2 separate regions of the Mus musculus genome follow, and region 2 is linked to region 1. A link is a loop called in an ENCODE intact Hi-C map of the cell type or tissue named here. Cell type or tissue: heart. All regions are shown on one strand. Each heading gives the region's core, and the rest is flanking DNA. Links, peaks and the distances in the headings are about the cores only.

What was found. Peaks named below come from ENCODE experiments on the same cell type or tissue, not always from the same donor. Only the 100,000 strongest peaks of a DNase experiment are listed, where the experiment ranks them.
Region 2: it touches region 1 in a loop (3.0-fold over the local background); 12 of 42 quality-filtered maps call a loop at or near these places.

What each region holds. Positions count from the first base shown.
Region 1 is chr7:110,721,477-110,733,168 of GRCm38, forward strand. No RefSeq gene overlaps it. Among named protein-coding and RNA genes, the nearest start is that of Gm39068, 12 kb to the right of the region's middle. In heart, for the core only: CTCF peaks have their summits at 5,787 (motif pointing right) and 7,522 (motif pointing right); no DNase peak of the experiment used is centred there.
Region 2 is chr7:110,937,277-110,949,395 of GRCm38, forward strand. It overlaps Mrvi1 (MRV integration site 1), which reads right to left. Exons shown (of 21, transcript NM_194464.3): 2 at 8,557-8,705. The coding sequence starts at 8,616. Among named protein-coding and RNA genes, the nearest start is that of Gm16336, 38 kb to the left of the region's middle. In heart, for the core only: no CTCF peak of the experiment used is centred there; DNase peaks (open chromatin) are centred at 4,105 and 4,815; H3K27ac peaks cover 1,280 bases.

The DNA of each region.
Region 1 (11,692 bases), core at 3,742-8,741:
TCTGATTTTCATTCAGACATGTACCAAGGCATATCAGGGAATGGGAGGCAGGGTCCCATCCTGCCTAAACTCGTTTTTGATGCATACAGAGAAAAGTAAAGTGGGTTCTCTGAGGGAAACAGGGAAAACCACTATTTATTATCTTATGCCTAAGCATAATCGTGCTTGCATATGATTAAAGTCAGATAAATCATAGGAAAGGGCATACCTAGTGAACAGAGGCTTACGTCATGGAGTGTTGGCCACTATATGATCAAGGCAACAAAGGCTTACATAATCTGCACTTGCCAATCAAAACAGAAAGAACAATCATCCCCTATCAATCAACATCTCCTCCTGAACCTATAAAAGGATTCACAAAGGACATAAATGTAACTTGCTGCTCTTTTGGACGTTCTAGCCAAAGTGGCCTGTGCTCCCTTGTAGTGTGTCCTGTACTGTCTCTTCAAACAAAACGTGTTGCTGCTTCACTGTTGTGTGCTCTTCAGTTCTTTCAATAACATACTAAGAACCTGGAAGTCCAAGTCCAGATAGCTAGTGGCAACCAGCAACATCCACCCGTTTCCTCTAGTTGGCTCTCCCCCTACTTTGGGCTCTGGGCTTTGTCAGGGATGGGTTTGCCCAGAGCCAAGTGTGGCTGAGCTCAGAGCTGGCCTGCTTCTCTTCTGCGTTGCCCTACAAGAATTCACCAACAATGAGCTCCCTAACCTCAATTTCAGGTGCTAGTGTGAGTCTGCCTGAGACTTCCCAGGTGCCCTGTCTCTGTCTCACTGTGTCCAGGATTCTAATCCCCAGTCCCCTGCTTTGGCTCAGAGCTCAGGAGTGCAGGCTTGGCTCCACTGCATCATGGAGTTGAGGTTGATAATCTCCAGGATTCCCAGATGGCCCCGCCGAGGCCATGGCTGCCTGGGCTGGCTTCTGGATCCAGGATGGCAGATGGAGGTGTGGAGCAGGAGGGCTCTGGGCCTGCCCCTTGTTCGCTGTGTGATGTGAGCCAAGCCATTCACATCTCTGGGCTCTTATTCATCTACCCAGGAGCCTTCTGGCGTCTCTCAATCTCTTATTGAATGAAATCTCAGACTCAGTGCAGCCTCCACAGTCAAAGCCAACTAGGATAGAACTGCAAGAGAGATTTTGTCTTCCCAATGCCTCTTTATCATGACCTGTGCCTTCTGAATCCATACCACACCTGGAGTCTGCAGCAGCTGCCCCACCGGCACCTGCAAGCTGGCAGATATACAAGCAGGAAAGCTAGTACCCAGAGACTCTTTTGGGTTCTCTTGGAGTTGGGATTGCCTAGAGCTATAGGGTCAAAGATTTTTGAAGGCAGTCTCCCTACTCCTGAGTTCCAGTGTGACTCTGGAAGTAGAGGTGGGAGACAGTGACAAGCATGTGGCACTGAGAACAGGGGAGGGCCAGCAGGTCTCACAAGGGTTAGTGGAAAGGCCTCTGGGGGGGGGGCATCCAGAGAAGAGGAGAGGAGGGATCAAAGGAGACCTGGGAGAGATCATGGACAGGGGTTGGACTCATATCGACAGAGACTACTTGGTATCCAGATCTCTGCTCTGGACCATATCTGGTTCTGGGTGATGGGGACATTGATGGGTTCAGAGACGATGGGTTCATGCATGTTCCAGTATCGGTCTTCACTCAACCTCCCTTGGGGGTGTGCATGTGTGCATACGCCATGCTGTAACATGTGGAGGTCAAAGGACAACTTGTGGCGTTGGTTCTCTCCTTCGTCCTTTCCACGGGTCCTGGGAATCAAAACACAGGCTGCCAAGTTTGTGCAACAAGCACCTTGACTTGCTGAGTCATCCCACCAGCCCAACTCCTTGGTTTTTAAGACAGATCTCCCATTAGCTCGGATCTCACATAGGCTGGGCTAACTGGCCAGGGAACCTCAGGGATTCACCCATCTTCACCTCCATGGTACTAAATTACACATGCATGCATCATAGCTGGCTTTCTTTTCTGTTTTATTGATTCTTTGTGAATGTCACATCATTCACCCAATTTTAGTTATCTCCCTGTCCCTCCATATCTGCCCTTTGCCCTTGTAACCACCTCCTCCAAAAGAAAAAAAAATCCCACTAGTGCAGTGTGTCACCGTATATCACATAGTACATCCTTTTGCCCACTTGCTTCACTTGCAAATGTTCATTGCAATGAGTCATTGGTCTGGTTTGAGGTCTCTGGCTTCTGCTGCACCATCAATACTGGATCCTCACTAGATTCCTCCCGGATATCCTGTTGTCGCCCTATGTCATTGAGACCCTGTTGCTTTGGTTTCAAAGGACCAGTCTCTTCATGCTCTTCAGCAGCCTAGACATGGGGTAAATGTTGGGGTGGGCCAACTCTAAGCCCTGGATCTGGGCATGGGTAGTAGCCCACCAGCTCTTCTGAGCCCACACCACCAGGACGAGCTCTCCTGCTTTGCCCAGGTGAGGGGCAAGGCCAGCTATCCTGCCTGCAGCAGTGTGGCTGGCTTTTTAATAAGGGGTGCTGGGGACAGAACTCAGGTCATCCTGCTTGTGTGGCAAAAGCTTTAGCTATTGAGATATTTCCCCAGCTATCAACGTTGGTCTCTCAAAGAGAACTGCAAGATTTGAGCATTGGACTTGCATCTAGAAGATGAAGCATAGAGTTGCCAGTAGCCATTTTCCTTAGATGTGAAATTGAGAAGGATGGAAAGGGAAGAGAGCCATCTCTATGGCCTTGGATGTAGGCTTGCCAGAAGCTAACTATCACAGGACCTACCTTTTTTCCCTTTATCATCTTATTTTTTTTAGTTCTTTTTTTAAATTGGGTATTTATTTCATTTACATTTCCAGTGCTATCCCAAAAGTCCCCCACATGCTCCCCCACACACTCCCCCACCCTCCCACTCCCACTTCTTGGCCCTGGCATTCCCCTGTACTGAGGCATATAAAGTTTGCATGACCAATGGGCCTCTCTTTCCACTGATGGCCTAGTCGATGACACGAGCTCGGGGGGAGGGGAGGATTGGTTAGTTCATATTGTTGTTCCACCTATAGGATTGCAGATCCCTTCAGCTCCTTGGGTACTTTCTCTAGCTCCTCCATTGGGGGCCCTGTGTTCCATCCAATAGCTGACTGTGAGCATCCACTTCTGTGTTTGCCAGGCCTTGGCATAGTCTCACAAGAGACAGCCATATCTGGGTCCTTTCAGCAAAATCTTGCTAGTATATGCAATGGTGTCAGTGTTTGGAAGCTGATTATGGGATGGATCCCCGGATATGGCAGTCTCTAGATGGTTCATCCTTTCGTCTCAGCTCCAAACTTTGTCTCTGTAACTCCTTCCATGGGTGTTTTGTTCCCAATTCTAAGAAGGGGCAAAGTGTCCATCCTTTGGTCTTTGTTCTTTTTTAGTTTCATGCGTTTAGCAAATTGTATCTTATATCTTGGGTATTCTAAGTTTCTGGGCTAATATCCACTTATCAGTGAGTACATACTGTGCGAGTTCTTTTGTGATTGGGTTACCTCACTCAGGATAATGCCCTCCAGGTCCAACCATTTGCCTAGGAATTTCATAAATTCATTCTTTTTAATAGCTGAGTAGTACTCCATTGTGTAAATGTACCTTTATTTTCTGTATCCATTCCTCTGTTGAGGGGCATCTGGGTTCTTTCCAGCTTCTGGCTATTATAAATAAGGCTGCTATGAACATAGTGGAGCATGTGTCCTTCTTATCAGTTGAAACATCTTCTGGATATATGCCCAGGAGAGGTATTGCGGGATCCTCCGGTAGTACTATGTCCAATTTTCTGAGGAACTGCCAGACTGATTTCCAGAGTTGTTGTACAAGCTTGCAATCCCACCAACAATGGAGGAGTGTTCCTCTTTCTCCACATCCACGCCAGCATCTGCTGTCACCTGAATTTTTGATCTTAGCCATTCTGACTGGTGTGAGGTGGAATCTCAGGGTTGTTTTGATTTGCATTTCCCTGATGATTAAGGATGCCAGTTTGGCATTTGTTGACTTTTTATAACCAGAAATTTAATATGGGATAGAGAACCCAGGATAATATTCATGTCCTGAAAGACCAAAGCAACAAGGCTATGACCCCTTCAGATCTCCTTGGATGGAGGGGTCCCTGGGATCACTTGTAGGTGCCCACTGTGCAATTGAACAGGACTCATGGATCCTGACACTAACATCCTGGTGACCCACGACAAGTGCTCCACAACTCCAGGGTGTGACCAGAGCCAGTTCCTCTGGACACTGGTGCCCTTGTCTTGTCTTAATACAGGGATCTCTGGCTAGGAAGAGGTTGGCTAACTGTTGCCAACCACATGGCCCAAAATAAGTCTGCTCATGGTTCAGGGAAGGGGGATTAGGTAGACACCAAGACTTGGACTTGCTGAGGATGCTGCAGGAGGGCTTCTTCTGGAGTCCCACTCAGAAACGAAGGTTGAGCGGGAAACCCTGAACACCTTGTCATGCATCCTAGCATCAAGTTTCCTTCCCCCGTTCTAGCATAACCTCTGACGTCACTTCTCCAATGGACACATGGGGCTCTATCAGGGAGATTGAGACAGGGAGTCTGGGGCTTCTGGCCTGCCGAGGCTCCCAAGAGTGTCAGAGCAAAGATGAGAGGTTCTGGAGTACCAGAACATTCCATAGAGATTCTACAGCTTGCTCAGTTTTTTTTTTTTCAGAGTGGAATCTACTGTCTTCATTTCAGATGCAATTCCGGTGTCCCCCAGTTTTCCCGTGTGCACTCACGACCATCAACTTTGACTTGTTCTGATTTCCATACAGGTTAATTTTCTCTTAACAATACTCAGCATCCTAATCTGTTTTCTATTGATGTGATCAACCCCAGAAGGGTTTATTTGACTCACAATCTGATCACAGCTTATCATTGAGGGAGTCTGGTCAGGAACTCAAGTAGGAGGAGAGGCAGGGACCATCCAGGAAAGCGGCCTACCAGCTTGCTTCCCATGATGCACTCATCTTGCTTCTTACACAGTCCAGGGTCACCTTCCCAGCGTCTCCTTACTCATAGTGGGCTGGATCCTTCCACAGCAATGATTAACTACATCAGTGTCCTATAGACTTGCCTATAGTCCAATTTGATGGAGGATTTTTCTCGGTTGAGGCTTCCTCTTATCAGGTGACCTTAGTGTGTGTCAAGGTGACAAAAAACTACCCAGCATACATAAATACCTTGAAACGAATGCTTGATCTATGACCTGAAGAAAAGATGGTATTTTTGTTGTTGTTGTTGTTGTTCTCTTTCTGTGACCACTTGTTCTGTGTTGTGGCTAGTGAAGAAAAGGTGGGGTCTCTGCCTAGACAAAGAGGGTGTGGCAAGTGTTTATGGTCCAGCATAGCTCTTTCCTTTTTATGTTTCAAGAGGACCCCAAATTCCTTGAGTGCCTGAGACCTAGAGTCTGCCTCTTTGCATCAAATTGCTGAAAAGATGGGTGTATTCCTCCCAGGTTCTCTCTCCTTTCTCTCCTAATGTCTCTCAGGTTTTGGAAGTGGTTTAGTGATCAAGGGTGGTCTCACTGGCTAACACAGGTGGAACTTGGCTCGTGATGTAGTAATGAAGATGAAGGGAGAGAGACAGATGGAAGCCCTGGAGTGGAGCCACAGGCTCGACCTCCCCAGGGACTGCAGGATAGCTATGTTGGGAGGATGCCTATGAAGGCATTCATCCCAGCCAGAGCCCATGGTAAACACAATGCTGAGTAACAAGGATGATAGACACAATGCCTGTATCTCATTTTCCTCTTGAGAGGCATATACAATAATGACCACTAGGGGGCAGGAGGGCCCTCTTTAGTAAGACAGCTTGCTAGTCAGAGCTGAAATTTCTCTCCTGGTCTCAGGGCCTGTGAACCCTCACTGCTTCCAGTTCATAGCTCACAGAGAGTAAGAGAATATAGGTATGGCACTTGGGGCCAGCTGAAGGGAATCTGGAGGTACCTGTATGGGGCGTAGTGAAAAAGATTCCATTGTGCTTATAATTAAAATACAAAGTAAAGGAAAATCTTAGGTATTGAATTTGTATAAACGTCGAAATGAAAGAATCACAATCATTTTACCACTAAACATGAGCCTGCTACAATCCAAACCTATTAGTATCTTATTACAGGCTTGAAGTGGCAATGTGAATGCTTCAAAATATCCTGGAGCATCGCTGACACGGAATTTTCTTTGAACAAATTGGTGAAACAAAACTTACAAGCAGGGGCTAGAGAGGTGGCTCAGTGGTTAGGAGCTCATCCTGTTCTTGAAGAGGACCTGAATTTGGTTCTTAGTACCTCTGTCAGGTGACTCACATCTGTAATTCTAGCTCTCGGGGGACCCTGAGCCTTTGGCCTCCGTGGACACCCTCACACAAATACACATAATTAAAAAAATTTTTTTTAATTTATAAGTAACTTTTTTTTTGGTTTTTTTGAGACAGGGTTTCTCTGTGTAGCCCTGGCTGTCCTGGAACTCACTCTGTAGTCCAGGCTGGCCTCGAACTCAGAAATCTGCCTGCCCCTGCCTCCCAAGTGCTGAGATTAAAGGCGTGCGTCACCATTGCCCGGCCAAGTAACATTTTTTTTGGCAAGGTATTGCTGCATATCTATGATTTGCCTGGAGCTCAATATTTAGACCAGGCTGGCCTTGAACTCACAGAGATCTGCCTGCCTTTACCTCCCCAGTGCTACAAATACATTTATAACCACTCAAAAGTCTATAGTGGTTGAAGTTGTATTTGAAGGTTATTAGAGCTTTCTCTTCTCATTTTTTTTCATCACACACACTTGACATTTCTTGTGAGAGGCATTGCATATTTGCCCACCAAATCTTTCCTGTTCAAATTCATACCATGGTGGTTATCTGTTGACTTATGGAACACATATTTGATTGTGGAATATCTGCCTTAAGACCCTCCCCTGAGGCGAGGGAAGACCACACAGCCGGCACCTAGAGAAAGAAACTCTTATCCTGCTGCTCATGAGGAGTTCTGACTTGTGCCTTCAGACCTGACATGACTCTGCCTTTCCCTCACAAACAAAAGCAGACGTGTCCTGTCTGGTATTGATACAACATGGGTGAATCTCAGAAAACATTATCCTGACTGAAGGAAGCCAGACACAAAAAGTGCAGGCTGTGTGATTCAATTTACTTGAAGTTTTAGGAAAGGAATAACAAATTTGTACTGATAGAAAGCAGATGAATATTTGTCTGGGTCAGAAGCAGGGGGGCGGGGGGAGAAGAGGTGACTACAGAGAGGCTCATGGGACACGGAGAGGACACAACAACCTTCTTCCTGAAGGCTGATTTCAATTCATGGAATTTCCATGGGTCACAAAATTATTTTCCCCCTTTCTTCCTTCCCTCTTTTTCCTCCTGAGAGGATCCCATGTGCTCAGCATGGCCTCAAACTTGTGCAATTGAGGATGATCTTGAATTCTTTAATTTTTTAAAAAAAATTTACGTCTATGGATGTTTTGCCTGCATGTGTCTGTCTGTACCATAAACATATCAAGGTGGCCAGAAGAGGGCATCAGATCCCCTGCTGCTGCAGTTCCAGACCATTAGTAAGTCACCATATTGGTGTTAGAAGTCCAGTCTGGCGCCTCTGGAAGAGCAGCAAGTGCTCTTAACCACTGAGCCAACTCTCCAGCCCTGACCTTGAACTCTTGGCCCTCCTGCCTCCACCGCCCACATGCTGGATTGGTTCCAGGAGTGCACCACCACCCTGGGTTTAAATGATTCATGCAGTTCTGGGGCTCAAACCCCAGTATCCTGTAAGCAGTCTGTCAACTGAGCTACATCCCCAGCCCCTAACTCTTCTTTTTCTTTTGATCTCCCTTCCAACTGTTAAAAAAAAAAAACTATAAAAACTATTTTTTTAGCCCATTGACAGGCATGGTTTGGTTGGCAGTGGTAGCTTGCCAACTCCTGTCTTACAAAGGTATATTCAGTATAGGAACTCTGAGGGTGGCGGGCTCTGGAGAGGGAGTGGATCTCGAATGCCTGGCTCTCAGTATTGTAAAAAGCCACAGCCTTTACGTTTTGTTGCAGGCTCTCAGCTCCTATGCGCTTTGAATGAACCCCAGCCGTCCTTTCAGCATTTGAAGAAGCTGAGTACTGTTCTTAGCACAGTTGGACGGTTACACTTCCAGTCTTCTGAATTTGACTTTCAAATTAGCTTTCAGAAACCATTAGGGTCCAGGCACAACTAAAACAGTAAGAGAGGGCCAGAGATAGACATAAAATCGTGTCAGGAACTGTGTTAGTCAGGCTTGCTTTCCTGGGACAGGCTAACTCTGTAAAGGAAAGATAGGCAGTTTAGCTCACATTCTGGGGTGGAAGTCCAAGACTGGGGGGCCCATTGGATGGCATCAACTGGAGGAGCATGTGGAAGGAAGGGATTGGATCTTAAATTAAGAAGTGGGTCTTTTTTGCTCTGTTTGATAGTGTCTCACGAGGTAGCCCAGGATGGCCTGGAACTCACTGTGTAGTTAGAGCTGGCCTCAGACCTGCAGCAATCCTCCGGCTTTTGCTTCTTGAGTGCTAGGAATCCAGGTGTGAACCACCATGCGGGCCTCAGGCTCATTCGCGTAACTCTCTCGAGACCCCAGGGGCCCCATAAGACCTACCTTAATCTCTTATAAGGGCAGCTTCCCCAGAGACCTAAGAGTCTCCTGCTAGGTCCCGCCTCATAAAGGACTGACCTCTCAGCTGACCTCTCAGCTACCCTAGCATATTTTGGACCACATGCAAGCACAGCAGGCTACAGGCACCAAGGGTCTCAGTTAACTAAGCTCTGATTTTATTGTCTCTCTTGTTTGTTTGAGACAGTTTCCCTGTGTTTCCCAGGCGTGTACTGCTATCCTAGAGTCAAATGATCTTGCTGCCTCAGCATCCTAAGGACTAAGTCTATAGACATAGGCCAAAATCTGTGGTGTTTTTATTTTGTTGTCGAGACAGGGTTGTTGCTTTGTTTTCCAAGCTAGCCTGAAACCATCAATCCTCTGCCTCTGCGTCTCCAGCGCTGGGGTTCACGGGTGTGCACTACCACTCTAGCCATCAAATTTGCTTACGGATGAGGTCTATACAAAGACATCTGTTAGGTAACTATCTAAGACTTAGAGTAGGAGCTCTTCGGGCACCGCCTCACTTCCCCTAGGATCAAGGGTACAGGCTAGGGAAGTAGCTTGCTTTGTGGGATGCTCGGGTGGGTCTCTGAGTTTCTACACATCAGTTACAGTTCTCACTTATAAATATCCACAGACATCTCTGTCTTGGACTTGCTGTCCCTGAGTTTTGGGATTCATCTTGTCTTGTTCGCATCCCTCTCCCTGTCTAGAACTCAAGTGAACTCTGTTGATCTTGTGACTGGGAGTTTCTCTTCAAATCAGAAATTGATACCACAGAGAGATGTTGGAGAGTCAAGGTCATAGCAGGGTGGCCACCCTGATTTCTTCCTCTCTCCTTTCTTTCCTTCCCTTCCCCTTGTCCATTCTCCAGGTGCCTTGGTGTGCAGCTGACCATGATAATTTCAGCTTCTTGGACCTGCCTCCTCTCGGGGACTGGGCCATGCTGTGTGTTTCCCGAAGCTGTCCCCCTAGAATCTCACACAAGGCATAGTCCAGACTAGATGCGGATAGTGTCTTTAGTTCAGTAGGGGGACCATCCAGGCCTGACTGGAAACTTAGAAGCTATAGCCAGCTCCACTGCCTGTCCTCAGGGGCCCTTGTCCATTTGGGATACTGGCCTGTTGTTACACTCCAGAATGGATTGTGTTTACTGACAGGAAACCAGAGGGTGGAGGGGGATGGAAACCAAGGAGGGAATCTTGTAACACCACAGGGCAGAGAGTAATGAGGACCAGGGCAGGGACAAGGTCAGGGAGACAAAAAAGGACTCTGGCCCAGGATGGAGGCAGAGAGAGCAAAGCAAAGAGCAAAGGGAGTGAGACCTCTGCCCCAGCCTTGACCCTGAGGACCTGCCCAGGCCTCTGCTCTGGGAACAAGGAGAGAAACCAGCAACCTATCTCAGGGGACAGCCATGAACACAGCATGCTGAGTTCTCAAAGCAGCCAGGGACTACTTATGGAGGTCGGCGGCCAGGCTGTTCCTCTGTGAGTCCTCACAGCAGGGAGTTTCAATTCTCAGGTTTCCTCTCATGTGACTCCAGAGGATAAGTGCTATGGGGAAAGACAGTTTGAGGTCCAGGAAGGGGACCTCTCTGGAGCCCAGGATTTTGTGGCCTGCTGTGGAGCTTCAGGCAGCTGGCAGCTGAACTCTGCAGCATGGACCCCTGGGGCCCTGGCCTGAGATGCTAATGCTGCAGCCTCCATCTCTCACACAAAGGACATTAGGCGGTCTGCTAGTAGCTGGGTATGGCCAGATGAGTATTTAGGACTGAACAGGCCATGTCCCTGGAGCATCAATGGGACATGATCACCGCAGTAAAATGCTACCTCCGTTTATGTGTATATTAAAACAAATGTGTAATTGGGAATAAAAGCTATTTTTACAGATCCATTTAAGAAAACTCTGAGCCCTTACAGAAACCGCACATCTAAGAGGCGTGTCCAGAGCCTGGGCCTCGGTGTTCTTTCTCATGCCATCTTCCACACTTTGCAGATGAGGGAAATGGATTTGGGGGAAGGAGGCATGACTGGCTTCTGCAGGAGAGGTGAGGGTGCGCTCACGTTTCTGGGCTGGGCTGGCAGCAGGCTGTTTATGACTCAGTAAGGAATGAAGTTGCAGGCAGTAAGTTAGACACTGTTCTCTTTGCTGTGGTAAAATACTTGACAAGAGCAGCTTAAGGAGGGAAAGGAGCAGCTGACAGCTCAGTGGGTAAAGTGCTTGCCGTGCAAGCATGAGGACCTGTGTCAGTCCCCAGTCGACTGGACTCAGTAGTGCCCATCTGTAATCCCAGCGTGCCTTTGAGAAGAGGTGAGGCAGAGAGAGGAGAAACCCTAGAAGCTGTCAGTGACAAGAGACCCTGCTGCCAGCTGCTGCTCTGAAGAGGCACCATGACCGCAGCAACTCTATAAAAAGAAAGCATAGACCTATAAAAAGACCATTTCAGAGGTCTAGCCCGTTATTGTCATGGTGGAAATCATGGCGTGCAGGCAGACATGGTGGTGCTGGAGAGGTAGCCGAGAGCTGAGCTACGTGAATCTGTAGGCAGCAGGAAGAGAGAGAGACCCTGGGCTCATCGGATGGGCTTTTTGAAACCTTAAGACTCTCCCCCAATGACTTTCTCCAACAATGTCACATGCCCTAATCCTTTTAAATAGTACCACTCCATAGGGACCAAGAATTCAAATACTCGAGCCTCTGGGGACCATTCTCCTGAGTGTAGGGAGTCAAACTGACAAAGAGGAATCATCACAGGTGGTTTAGTTTTTGCTTTTGGACAATGAGGTTGGCAATAACAATCTTTTGGACACTACACCGTGTTTCCAGCCAGCCAGTCACAGCTACTAACAGGAAATGTGGGCAGTGGGAAGAGTTAGGGGATAGGAATCAAGGGCCTGACTTTAACCTGTTCTTTTGAGAACAGAGCACGGAAGCTTCAGGCAAACGACTTACTACCTCTGGGTTTTACTGTCCCTACCTGTAGTGGTCACACTAGATCTGCTCTAAACCCTTGGCTCCTGTGACATGGGTGGGGCCATAGTTTGTCTTTTCAGGACCTCTAG
Region 2 (12,119 bases), core at 2,852-7,851, 210 kb after region 1:
TCCCTTTCCGCCCCTCCCTCTCCCCCCTCTCCCTCTCCCTCTCCCTCCCCTTCCCCCCTCCTCTCCTCCTCTTGTCCCTCTCTTTCTCCTTCCCTTCCTTCCTTCCTTCCTTCCTTCCTTCCTTCCTTCCTTCCTATCTTCCTTCCCTAAGATCTTACCATACTCTAGGTCTGTGCTAAGAGTAGAGATAGATGTGCAAATGATGCGACCCCTGACCCCAGGCTGCTCACATACCATTTAAGAAGAGACAGAAACAGCAGAAGCCACTCTGTTGCTCGCAATGGGAACTGAGGATGAGCCACCATAATATGCATTCCTGACTGTGATCACCATTTCTGAAATGCATTCTACTTTAATTGAAGCACTCCTACAGCTTCTCTCTTTGTGCTGTGACAGTTGTCTTGACTCTTCTTTCCCAAGCCTCCTCTCCATCTAACCCTAGAAGATGAGAGGTCAGTACTGGCTCTGCACACCTGAGGCCACTGGTGCTCAGTCCAGTGTCTTTACTGGCAAGAGGAGGCAAAGAAGACATATGCAAGGAATCTTCATTTTGAATCTGCACTTAATTGTGGCATTTGACTAACATCTTAGGTCCAGTGCCTTCATCTATAATAGACTGGAGATGATAATATCTAGCTTGGACCCATGAATAGCAGGTGCCAACAACTGTTACCATTAAGTCCTACACCAGATCCTAATGCTTTATTTAAGCTTCTGTGAAGATATTTCATTTTAGATCTTAACTGAGACCACCTTAAAAGGATGTGATGACCTAAGTGGATGCTACAGTTCAAATATAAAATGCCCCTCACTGCTCACAGGTTGAAGTCTATGTCCCCAGTTGATGGTCCTGTTTTGGTGGGTATTGCAAACTTCAGGGGAGTGGAGCCTAACTAGAGGAAGCTAGGTTAGCTCACCAATGTCCTAGAAGAATCTACCTTGTCACCACTCTTTTCCTGTCAAGCTTTCCACTTCCTGTCCATCATGGGATGGGTGGCCTTGCTCCACCACATTCTCCCTGCTGTGATGTTCTCCCTCACTCTGAGCCCAGGAATAACAGGAACAAGAGATCATAGGTTGAAACTTCTAAAACCATGAAATGAAGAAGAATACTTTCTAAGTTGGTCTCAGGCATTTTAATCATAGACACAGAAGACAAATTATGGCAGTGAGGCATCTCAAGGAAGATGATGCCGACATCCCAGGTGGGTGGCAGAAGTACTTCCTTCCAGTTCTAAAGGTGGATCTGTACATGACTCACCTGGGTGCTCACAGCTATAAATGAACAACACCTGCCCCCTGGTATTGTGTAGCTACCTGTGCTGAGGACATACAACAGTGCTGGCTTGAAGGAAAATGGGATGAGGGTTCTCACTGGGTGATTGTAGAAGTACATCTCTGCTCCAGAGGGTCCTTACAAGATTACAAGGATTATATATATGCATCACTAATTTAATCTCTACTTCATTCTGACAGAGGATTGGTTATTTAAGTCTTGTAAGACTTAGTATTAATTGTCAATCTGACATAATTGAGGATCATCTGGAATCACCTGAATGTGAGGCCCAGGTACTCTGCTATGCTGCTTACCTATAAGCCTGGACCAGAAACATTCTTGGTCTTCTATGGAACTTTCTGGCTGCTTAGGGGGTGTTACTTTGTCATCTCATCTTACAAGAGGCCAGACCAGTGTGATGGGCTAAGAGCTCCAACTGCCTGAGGGTAAGGACTACATTGACCCCAACAGAGAGAAAGAACTTCTGATGATACTATGGTGATGCTTACTGGGGCCTCCCATTCTGATCCCAAGAAGAGGAGCCTGGGGGCTTTAAGACCAGAGGAAACAAATCTCCACGAAGGGATTGCCTCCTTAGAGCCTATATCAGGTACATTTGTCACTACTGTTCCAAAATTCCCAAACAGAGGTAGTTTAAAGAAGGAAGGGGTGACCTTGATTCATGGCTTGGGGGTGCAGTCTGTCACGGCTGAGAAGCATGGTGGCAGGAGTGTGTGCTGCCTGGTCATACTGCACGGATTGTCAGGGAGCAGAGAGCGGTGGGTGCTGGTGCTCCGCTCACCTTCTCCTCTGATTCATTCTGGGAGCCCAGCCTATGGGATGGTGCAGCCTACATTCAAGTGCATGTCCCACATCAGTTAAACTCTCTGGAAACACCTCACAGATACACCCAGAAGCATGTTTCCTAGGGGACTCTAAATCCCAACAAGATAATGGTTAAGGTTGACCATCACAGGGCCACACCCAGAGACCTGCTTCTCCAGAGCCTATCTCACCTCATCTCAATTATTTATAAACTGGGGACAGGAAAGGCAGGTAATACCCCTGATTAGCCGATCTTCAACCACAAGAGCTTCTGTGTGACTGGACAGTAATGGCTGTTGGGAACATCAAAACCTGAAGTACACAACAGATGCCTTGGGAGCACTGGAGTGCCTCAGAGCTGTGGCCTAGGCTGAGTTTAGTTTGGCAGAGTGTGTTTTGGGGAGCCAGAGAGCCACATTGTGCTATTTTATCATCTGACTGAAGGAGAATGAAGTCAGCAAATATCTTCTTTTTTTTAAAGATTGATTTATTTTTATTTATATGAGTATACTGCAGCTGTCTTCAAACACACACTAGAAGTGTGCATCAGATCCCATTACAGATGGTTGTGAGCCACCATGTGGTTGCTGAGATTTGAACTCGGGACCTCTGGAAGAGCAGTTAGTGCTCTTAACCACTGATCTGTCTCTCCAGCCCAGCAGATACCTTGAAAAGGTTTTTGACCTGAGCTTGTGTCAGTTGTAGAGGGAGTTTGGTAAGCCCTTCTGCCACAAGCTACAGTACACTAAAAGTTAAATCTGTTACTTTGGATGCAAGACATAAAGTAATCAACCCAGAATGCCCAGAAAACCCTCTTCTGCCTTCGGGCTTACATATTGCCAGATGGTGCTATGCAGGATACTGGGGGAGAAAAAACACCAACCATCTTACCCAGTAATGTACCCTGCACACTACAATACTGGCCTGCCTGGCAAGATGTGTCCACTGATGGAATAGTGGTATAATGATTATGAGGGCAACAATCCTTTCTGATCGATGTGAGCCCTGACCTCCAGGATGAATTTCATGCCTGGTGCTATAAACCTGATCAAAAGTCCATGACTTAGGGAGATGGATCGTAGATCACAGAATAGAACTTACTGTTGTCTTACTAAATGGTCATACTCTCTAACTGCCTTCTAAATATGTATGCTTATGCCCATAGATTTGTGCTGCTCTCAATTTTACAGAGAAGGTTCTTTTCGCAGCGGGTGGTGGTTAACGCAGAGACTCATAATTGGTCAAGGTGCCGAGTATAAGTAACTGTGAGTGCTCAGCTGTCAAGGGGTCATCTTGTCAACCTCCCACCATCCAAGGCTCAGGGAACATCTCAGAAGGGGGGTGGAGTGTAAGAATCAGTAGGTGGAAAGGGAAACTATAAAATGCTAACCTTTAGCATGACACGGTTGTTGAATACACCAACGCACAGCAGCTGTGCTTACCTGCACAAGACCTTCATAAGATCAAGCCAGTCAAAATTCCCTCACCTTTAGCAGAGGAACTACTGTGAGTCAATAGCTATGGAGGAGTCATTCTCTATCTGGAAAGCAGCTGCTAGCAAGTTAGCCACGCCTTCTTGTGCATATGGAAGAAGCATCACTAAGCAGACTCGGGTAATTATTAATAACAAAAGGAGACAAGAAATGGGAGAGAGATAGATGGGCACTATGGAGAATTAAAGGAGGGAGTGGTGGGTGGGTAGGATCAAAATACATTATATAAATGTGGGACGTTTTCCAAAGAGTAATTTTTTAATCTAAAGCTAAATGTATGAATACAGCTCAGTAGTTTCCGGTGCCCGGATGCCTGTTATCATCAAGTGGCTTTGTGTGCAGGGAGGTGGAAGACAGAGGTGGAGTGGTGAATGCTGGAGCTGACAACAGGAAGCCAGATGCTCTGTCCATGAACTCGAGCAACCTGTTCCTAGAGACTTGTAGAAACCCTCAAAGGAGAAAAGAACTTGGACAAGTGGAACCCAGGCTCTTACTGACAGGAGCTCCTATACCCCAAGTGTGCCAAGCACCTCTGAGGATGCATGCTGTCCCAATGAGTCAGCTTCCTAAGTGGTTCCTGGTCACAGCTCAGGAAAGTACCGATGACTTGGTCACACTGCATCTGGGGTCTGTGGCTGCACAGTGAAGAAGAACAGGTCTGCATGCATTCTCCATGCATTCTGCTCCAGGTCCCTGCCCGACTTCCCTCAGTAATGTACTGATACTTGGAAGTGAAACATAAAATGAACCCTTTCCTCCCCAGGCTACATTTTGTTGTGATGTTTATCACAGCAACAAAAAGCAAACTAAGACATAGGGTTTTTCTAGCTGACAGCCTGTCATTCTGTGGTCCCCAAAGGTCCAAGGTATGTGTCCCAACAGCTTCAATTCAGTCAGCACTCTGTGTCCTGGCCTGGGCCCTAGAGAATGCATACTGCTGAGTCACTGCCAGAAGGCTTCACTTCACTGTAGGGATAGATTACGAATTCCAATTAGCAGTTGCAGTGAAGAGAACAATATAGCTCTCCTACTTCAAGGGTTTTGTTGTGAAGACTCAGCTAGCACTCAGGCTAGTGGTGGGAAACAGAGGCTTGGGACTGGAGTATTCAAAACTAGGGCTGGACCCCAGGGAGCTATAAACTTGGAAGGATGCTCTGTTCCTTGCCTGTTTTACAGAGTGGGAATTTACACAGAACGGGAACTTCCGGCTGAACCCTGGCCAGCCTTGCTTTCCTGGCTGCCTGACTTCTGTACTCTTGGGGAGTCAGGTTTCTTTCTGCCCCTGGAGGCTCCAGCTAGCTTGGGAGAGCTGAACCTCCCCTGTGGCCATGCTACCTCAGGAGCCCAGTGTGAGCAGAGGCTCTTTATGAACCATGCCTATCTGGCTTCCGGAGAACTAAGAGAGGCCCAGAGCCTGGTAGCAAGACCAGAAAGTAAAAGAATGAAAGTCTCACGTGGACCTTGAACCTCTGTGCAAGGGTATAAATTGCCTCAGGGCTGAGCTGAGCAGGCTGAACAGAAGTGGCAACAGCTAACCCTTGTTCAAAGTAGCACACAGGTAACCACGGGGACTCTAACAATCAGAAATCTAACAGCCTTGGTTCTAGGTCTCTGGATGAGGATGCAGAGGAGCTGGAATTCAAGGCCAATGTGGTCAGACCACAGAGATCGCAGTCTTAAACCCTGTTCTCTGTCTTCTCTGAGGGACCTGGGCCTCCTGGATCCCATTTGGCTTGAGTCCCTCAAGCATCCTCCTCCAGATTCCGGTGCTGTCTCAGCCATTGCAACTTGCAAAAAAACAAAAAAAAAACAAAAACAAAAAAAACAAAACAAAACAAAAAAAAAAGTCAGGATAGCTTCAGATTCCTACAAGCCCAGAGACAGAATCACAGCACCTGAAAAGCCTTCAGAGACCATTAGAACCCATCTCATTATTCTTTAAATATTAGTTTTGGCTCCAGGTCACAGGTAGGCGTAGCTTGTGGGGAACTGGCTTTCAGGGTTCCTACTGGCCAATCAAGGGACTTAACCATTGACTCTACAGCTAGCACATGGGTTCCTCCCAATGCTGTACCTCTAAGAAGCTTCACCCAGGCCCTGGTCTTCATTGAGCTGGACCAACAAGCAGGTAACAGCCATGGGGGTAACAAGGGGGGGTGGCTTAATAAGGTTTGAAAGTACTTTAAAATATATTTACTTTTTTTTTAAGTGTGTGTGTGTGTGTGTGTGTGTGTGTGTGTGTGTGTGCATGAATGTGTAGGCCAAAAGAGGGCATCAGATATCTTGAAGCAGGAGTTGCAGGCAGTTCTGGATGGATGCTAGGAACTGAACTCAGGTCCTCTATAAGAGCAGCACCCTCTCTTAAATGCTGAGAGCTACAGATGTAGGAAGAATAGGACTCCTATTCTTCATCTAGGGATGAGGCTGTTTCTTTGCTAATCTTTTATTATACTCAGTTTAGGAGTGCTTTTGTTTGTAGGAGGTCAGGGGTCTCTGTGCTAGAGAGGACAGGTACTAGGGAAACCTGGAATGTCAAACACACAGGGTTGTTCCTTTGAAAGAATGGATGTATGACCTGTTATCTGAACACAAGGCTGGGAGCAGCCTTTGAGTTATATGTATGCCCTAGACAACACTAGAATCTCCCTTAGACCCTTATTGAAAGCTTGTTTTTCTCCATCTATAAACCCATTTAATGGATGGTGCCACATGTACTTTACAAAGAGTTTCTGTATAGTCACATCTGAACTTTATTTAGCTTCATTTGTGCTTTATTGTACACACAGGGTTGAGTTATCATCACTAGGGAAGTTTTCACCAAATTGTGCTGTGCTTAAATATGCCTAGAATAAACTACTACAAGTCAGACTCTGAAGTTTGAACCAACATAGCTACTTAGTCATGTTCAACTAAACTACCTTCTTGTTGCCCTCAGATGGTTATTCTGGTGGCCTTGGTGGTCATCAAAACCCACATTTAACTGGGAAAATTGCCTAGGATTTTGGATCCAGGGTTTGCATGAGAATGTGAGTTTGGCGTGGTACCATTGTTAGTGAGGGGGCCATAAGGGTCAGAGATGGCCACTATCAAAAGAACACAGAAGTGGCAGGGTTAAAGAAAGCCGGATTGGAGCAGCCACATTTGAATCTGCTCACAGTGTCTGCCTTCTGCTGTGACCCCCTTTCCCTTCCCCCAAACCCCCAGCCCTCAGCTGCCTTGAGGGTTGCTAAGGAACAGCATCCACTATGGCTCAAGATGCCCCAGGATGGTTGTGGAGCTTTCCCTAGAACCTGGAGCTATGGTCTGCAGATAGAGAGATGGGAGTTTAACTCTTTGTTTTTTAGATGATCAAGGAAAAGACACTCCCTCACCCCTAAGCTGCCAAGTTCACATCTTGAGCTCATGAACCTTGGAATACAAGTGACTATTCATTTCTAAATAATTGCTTTGTCCCCACCATTTTAATATGTAAGAAAGTAAACGCCGTCACAACAGAAAAACATTCAGGAATGGTCAGGAATCTGCCCATCTAGAAAAATGGCACTCACTCACACGCTCTTCTCTTGCTTAGCAAGCCTGTTTCATCTGGCTCTGGTCAGCGTGGGACCATGGTCAGAGGCAATAGGATAGCACAAGCTCAGCGCAAACCAACTCTAAAGTTCAAGTCAAAGTAAATAATGTTGGTGACCTTCATAAGCACAGCCTTTAATCTGAGAAGATCAGATGGAGCTGGGCCAGTGACCAGATAAAGAAAATATGATAGTGATGGAAAGATAGGTTCTTCAGAAGGGAATGACTTCAGCATCTTGAGGAGATGGGTATAGACTTACACTTTAAACATTCTCTTGATGATGTTGCTATAAAACAAGATGTAAAGAATGTGGGATCATGCAATTGCATTGTTTGGTTAACAGAAAAAAAATGAGCAGAGGCTGGGGAAATGGTCCAATCAGAAAGTCTCTATTGTGTAAGCGTGAGAACTTGAGGTTTTATCCTTTAGCACCCACACAAAAAAGGACAGGGGTAGCATGAGAAACAGTCAGGAAGACCTTAGGGAATTCTGGCCAGCCAGTCTTACTAAATTGATGAGCTACAGGTTCAGAGAGAGACCCTGCCTCACAAAAATAAAGTGGAGACCAGTAGAAAGCATTCAACATCAACCTCTGGCATGAGTACACATGTGTACACTACATATACAAAACTAAAACAAAACAAGTGATATACCAACAGCAAAATGCTTGACTCTTCGTTCAATCTGAAAATAAACATAATCTATACTTTATGATATATAGAGAGAGCTAAAAATTACTAAATATCATTTGCAAAATAAAGCCTCAACGATACCTTCTCTGCTGTTATTTGTCTGGGTTTTTTTGTTTGTTTGCTTGCTTGCTTGCTTGCTTGCTTTTGTTTTGTTTTGTTTTGTTTTGTTTTGTTTTGTTTTTGAGATAGGCTGTAGCCTAGGCTGGTCTGGAATTCATCATGATCTGCCACCTCAGTTTCCTGAAGGCTGGGACTGCAGGCCACCATGCCTGCCTCATTAAGGGTACTCTTAATGAACATTTTAAAACTCATTTTTATTTCCTATCCTTAACTATGAACTTTTGGTATTCATTTTAAGCAGATTGTTTCAAAGCAGCCCTTGGCTGTCTCCTACCCTGTATTTTCTACATCTTTCTCAAGTGTACAAGAAAGCATTTTGGGCCAAGGTGATCTGACTTCCCATAAAGCCTTAGTCATTTACTCTCTAGATGGTTTCACACTCGGGATTCCTGGGACCCTGGCCACTTAGATGAACTCAGGGTAGCAAATTCTTCAGAGGGAAAGCCACACACCTTCCCCAGGCACCCACTGCAGCCTACACTAGTCACCCACTGTGGCCAGTCTGTAAGCTGTGGCCTCAGACAGAATGCTTAGTTTGGCCCCCACCCAGGCTAGCCATGGGCAGGAAGGGGCACTTACTTGGGTCTGGGCTGCCTGTGGCTCTCCGGGGGGCTCCTCATCCTCAGGAATGTGGGGCATGGCAGCCGCCTGGTTGGAGTGGCTGTGCGTGCCTGGAACCTCTGCTGTGCCAACCCCAAAGATGCTCCAAGAGGCTTGGGCTCCGCAGGCTGGGGAGATGCCAAAAGGACAAGTCAAACTCCTTCCCATCCCTGTCCCAAACTGGGTTCCATTTCCAGGATCCAAGAGCCACAGATGAGCTCTTTGGTTTTGCATCAACACCAGAGATCAGGCGAGGAGAGGCGAGGCGAGGCTGGGAGCAGGCATTGGGAACTGCACTGCCTCCTGCTTTCTGGCTTTGTTTACATGGGCAGAGGTGACCTTTTGCATCTAATTTGGTCCTTACAGTAAACACAGCTATTCCAGAAGAGAAACATTTCAGCTCCTCAAAACTATAGCTAAGGGAGGACAGCTCGCTGAGATCAGATACCATCTACTGAGCTCCTACTGGCAGCATGACTACCATTACCAAGTTGACTCCTTGTGATGGCCTTTGATATGGGTAGGCATCAATAGTCCCATTCTATAGGTGAAGGAAGAGCCTCTCAGGTTGGAAGCCACTTGTCCTGAGTCACATAGAAAACTAATTGTTTCTACCTAGGTCTTCCTGATTGGAGGCCTATACCACACAGCCTTTCCTGTGGCCTGTCTCCTCCCCACGTGTAGAACCAAGGACAGTGCCAATAACTGAGTAACCACTGTGTCACAGGTCCTAGGTGAGTGTCACTACATGCTGGAGCCTATAGGAAAATCCAGAAAGCTCTGCTGTTTCCCATGACATGCTTTCTGTTCCACAGAGAGGGCCTGGAATGTTCCCCAAACCAGAGTGCTGCAATCCAGGTTGGTAAAAGGACACACAGCCGTAGCACACAGAACCCTCTGGGCCGGACTTTCTGAGGCAGGAAAGGTGTCTGATTCGTTATGAATATTCAAAATATCCATTTAAAATGGTGGTTGCTTTGTGTTTAAAGAATTGGAGACATTTAGGCCAGTAGCTGTCAAAGATGGCGCCATCTTGGCTTTTGCATTTATTCTAATAGGTACCCAGAGCAGAGTTGAAGCATTTGGGGTGACCCCTGCTGGTCATCTTGAAAATCTCATCTCAACTAAGGTATTCAGGTATTCATTCATATTCTCTCTCTCTCTCTCTCTCTCTCTCTCTCTCTCTCTCTCTCTCTCTAGTTTTAGACAGAGTTTGACATAACTTTAAAAATTTGACATGTTGGCTTCGAACTCACGTAGCTGAGGCTGACTGATTCCCCTTTCTCCATCTCCCAAGTGCTAGGATTCCAGGAATATGCCGCCGTGCCTGGCTGAATCATTCCTTCTTTCTCCACAAACAAACTTTTTATTAGGTCTGTGCCCATGTTGTGATGGAAAGAGAGTGGGTGTGTAGTTTTGGGCCCTCACAGCGTTCTGAGTCCAGTGTTGGGTGGCAACTGAAAAACTGATTGGTATAAACACTTCAAAATGAGGAGTTATAAGAACTCAAACAAGAGTCCCTAGCTATGCAGGCTGATTGCATGAGATGTGGTCTTAGGGATGGCTCTATGTTATGAGGGGAGTTTGAGCTGAGCCATAACACAGAAATAAGAGCAGAACTTCTCTGGTTGCAGAATAGCCTCGGGGCTGAGCAGAGTAGATGAACTGGCAGAGAAGAAGCCATGCTGGACTGGGCTCCAAGCAGACTAAAAGCTGTGGGGCCAGGACCACGGTGTCTTCCATCCCCAAAGGCTACTGGATGAAGGAACTGAACATCAAGTTTCCCTAAAAGATGATGAGGTCTTTGAATAATTTCATCATCTTTACTTAGACATCGGCATCCGGAGTGCTGAAGGACTGCATGGTAATGAGGGGAATCGAGGGAAACACGTTGCTCGCTTTCTCAGGTCACGTCACTGCCTCATCCCCACAAGTCAACCTATCTTAATAGGAACAGTTTCCAAAGTATGGGAGGCAGCCATTCCACTTCCTGTTTAGGTCTTAATCTACACAGAGCATACTGTGTACTAAGGATTCAGTCAAGCAAGATCATGTTCAGAAAAGAGAAAGAACATTCTATGAGGGCAAGAATTTGTGTTTAAGAGCTCAAGACTTTAGCCCAGGACAGAGAAGCTGCAATGGAAAAGCAATCTCTTCTTAGATATCTAAAAGGTAGTCATGTGGCCCTGAGGTCTCCAGAGAGCAGGTGTATGGCCAGGACTCAAGGGCCAAGTGAGAAGGCAAAGGGACCTTCTAGTAGCCAGAGCCAGTTAAAGATGAAACAGAACAAACTTCAAGGTCAAGAGTTTGCTGTTGCTGGGAGACTTTCGATATTGGCTGGCTTCAGGGGTCACAGGAATGCCAAGCACCGCCATGGCTTTTTCCTACTCTGAAGCCCCAGACTGTATCTAGACACAACCAGCCACAAGGAGCTCCTAGCCCAGGGTCCATTTAGAGACCCTAGGATTATAAAGGTCTACCAGAAATATCCCATTCTCTAACCCCCCCCCCCTTCCCTCTCTTGAAGACAGACCTCTGCCATTCCCAGACCAGCCAGAAACAAAATGTCATGAATGAGGTCAGACACACCTGGAGATGCGGGTGAGGCAGGATGGAGGCTGGCTGCAGCCCCACAGGTGAACAAGATGGAGCTGCTGAGGCTCTGTGGGAATCCCTGCAGCCCTGCTGCAGGCCATCCCCACGCTGCTCAGGTTCCGTGTGCTTTCCCATCCATTATTATAAACTCACTGCTCAAAATAGCAAGGTTAAAAACCCAGTCAGGCCCCCAGGGTGACATCTGGGGGGTCTGCGGGGGCTAACGGGCATGTGGACCTCATATCCATCATAGCACAGTTTGGAATACAGCCTCCAGGAAGCCATGATCTGGAGTGCCAGCCCATAAAAGGAGAGAACACTGAGTCATGCTTGTCTCCCTGCCTCCCTTTCAATCCACTTCCAAATATTTCCTGATGCTTCTCCAGCCAGGTCAGGTTATGTGAGTCATGCCAAGAACCAATCGGCTCTTTGGAGTCTATTCATCTGGCCTCTTACCAATAGTTAAACAGAACCTGCTCCATTTTACAGGGAAGAAAACTGAGGCATAGAAGGGAGAAACAAACAAGACAGGGTTCAGTTACCTTTGTACCTAAGACAAACTACCCAAGAGCCTCTGTTGGGATAACCATCCAATCATTCGTGTAAGTGAAGAGGCTAAGGGTCCCTAAACTATCCTTAGATATTTCATTTGCTTCATGAAAAAAAGCAAAACAATATACCTTTAGCATCCATACACCAGTTTCCTTACTGAGTATCCAACACTACTGTGTATGGTCACGTGCCATACTTAACCCCTACAAGACAGGGTGTGTGTTTATTTAGTTTTGTTTTTGTGCAATGCTGAAATTGAACCCAAGGCCCTGAACATGCCAAGCAAACGCCAGCCTCACACTCATGCCCCAGGAGCAGGGGCTCATGAACCTTTCCTGGAGCTGTCCTTCTCCCGACTGAGCTATGCCCCAGCCCTTCTCTGTAAGCTTTATTAC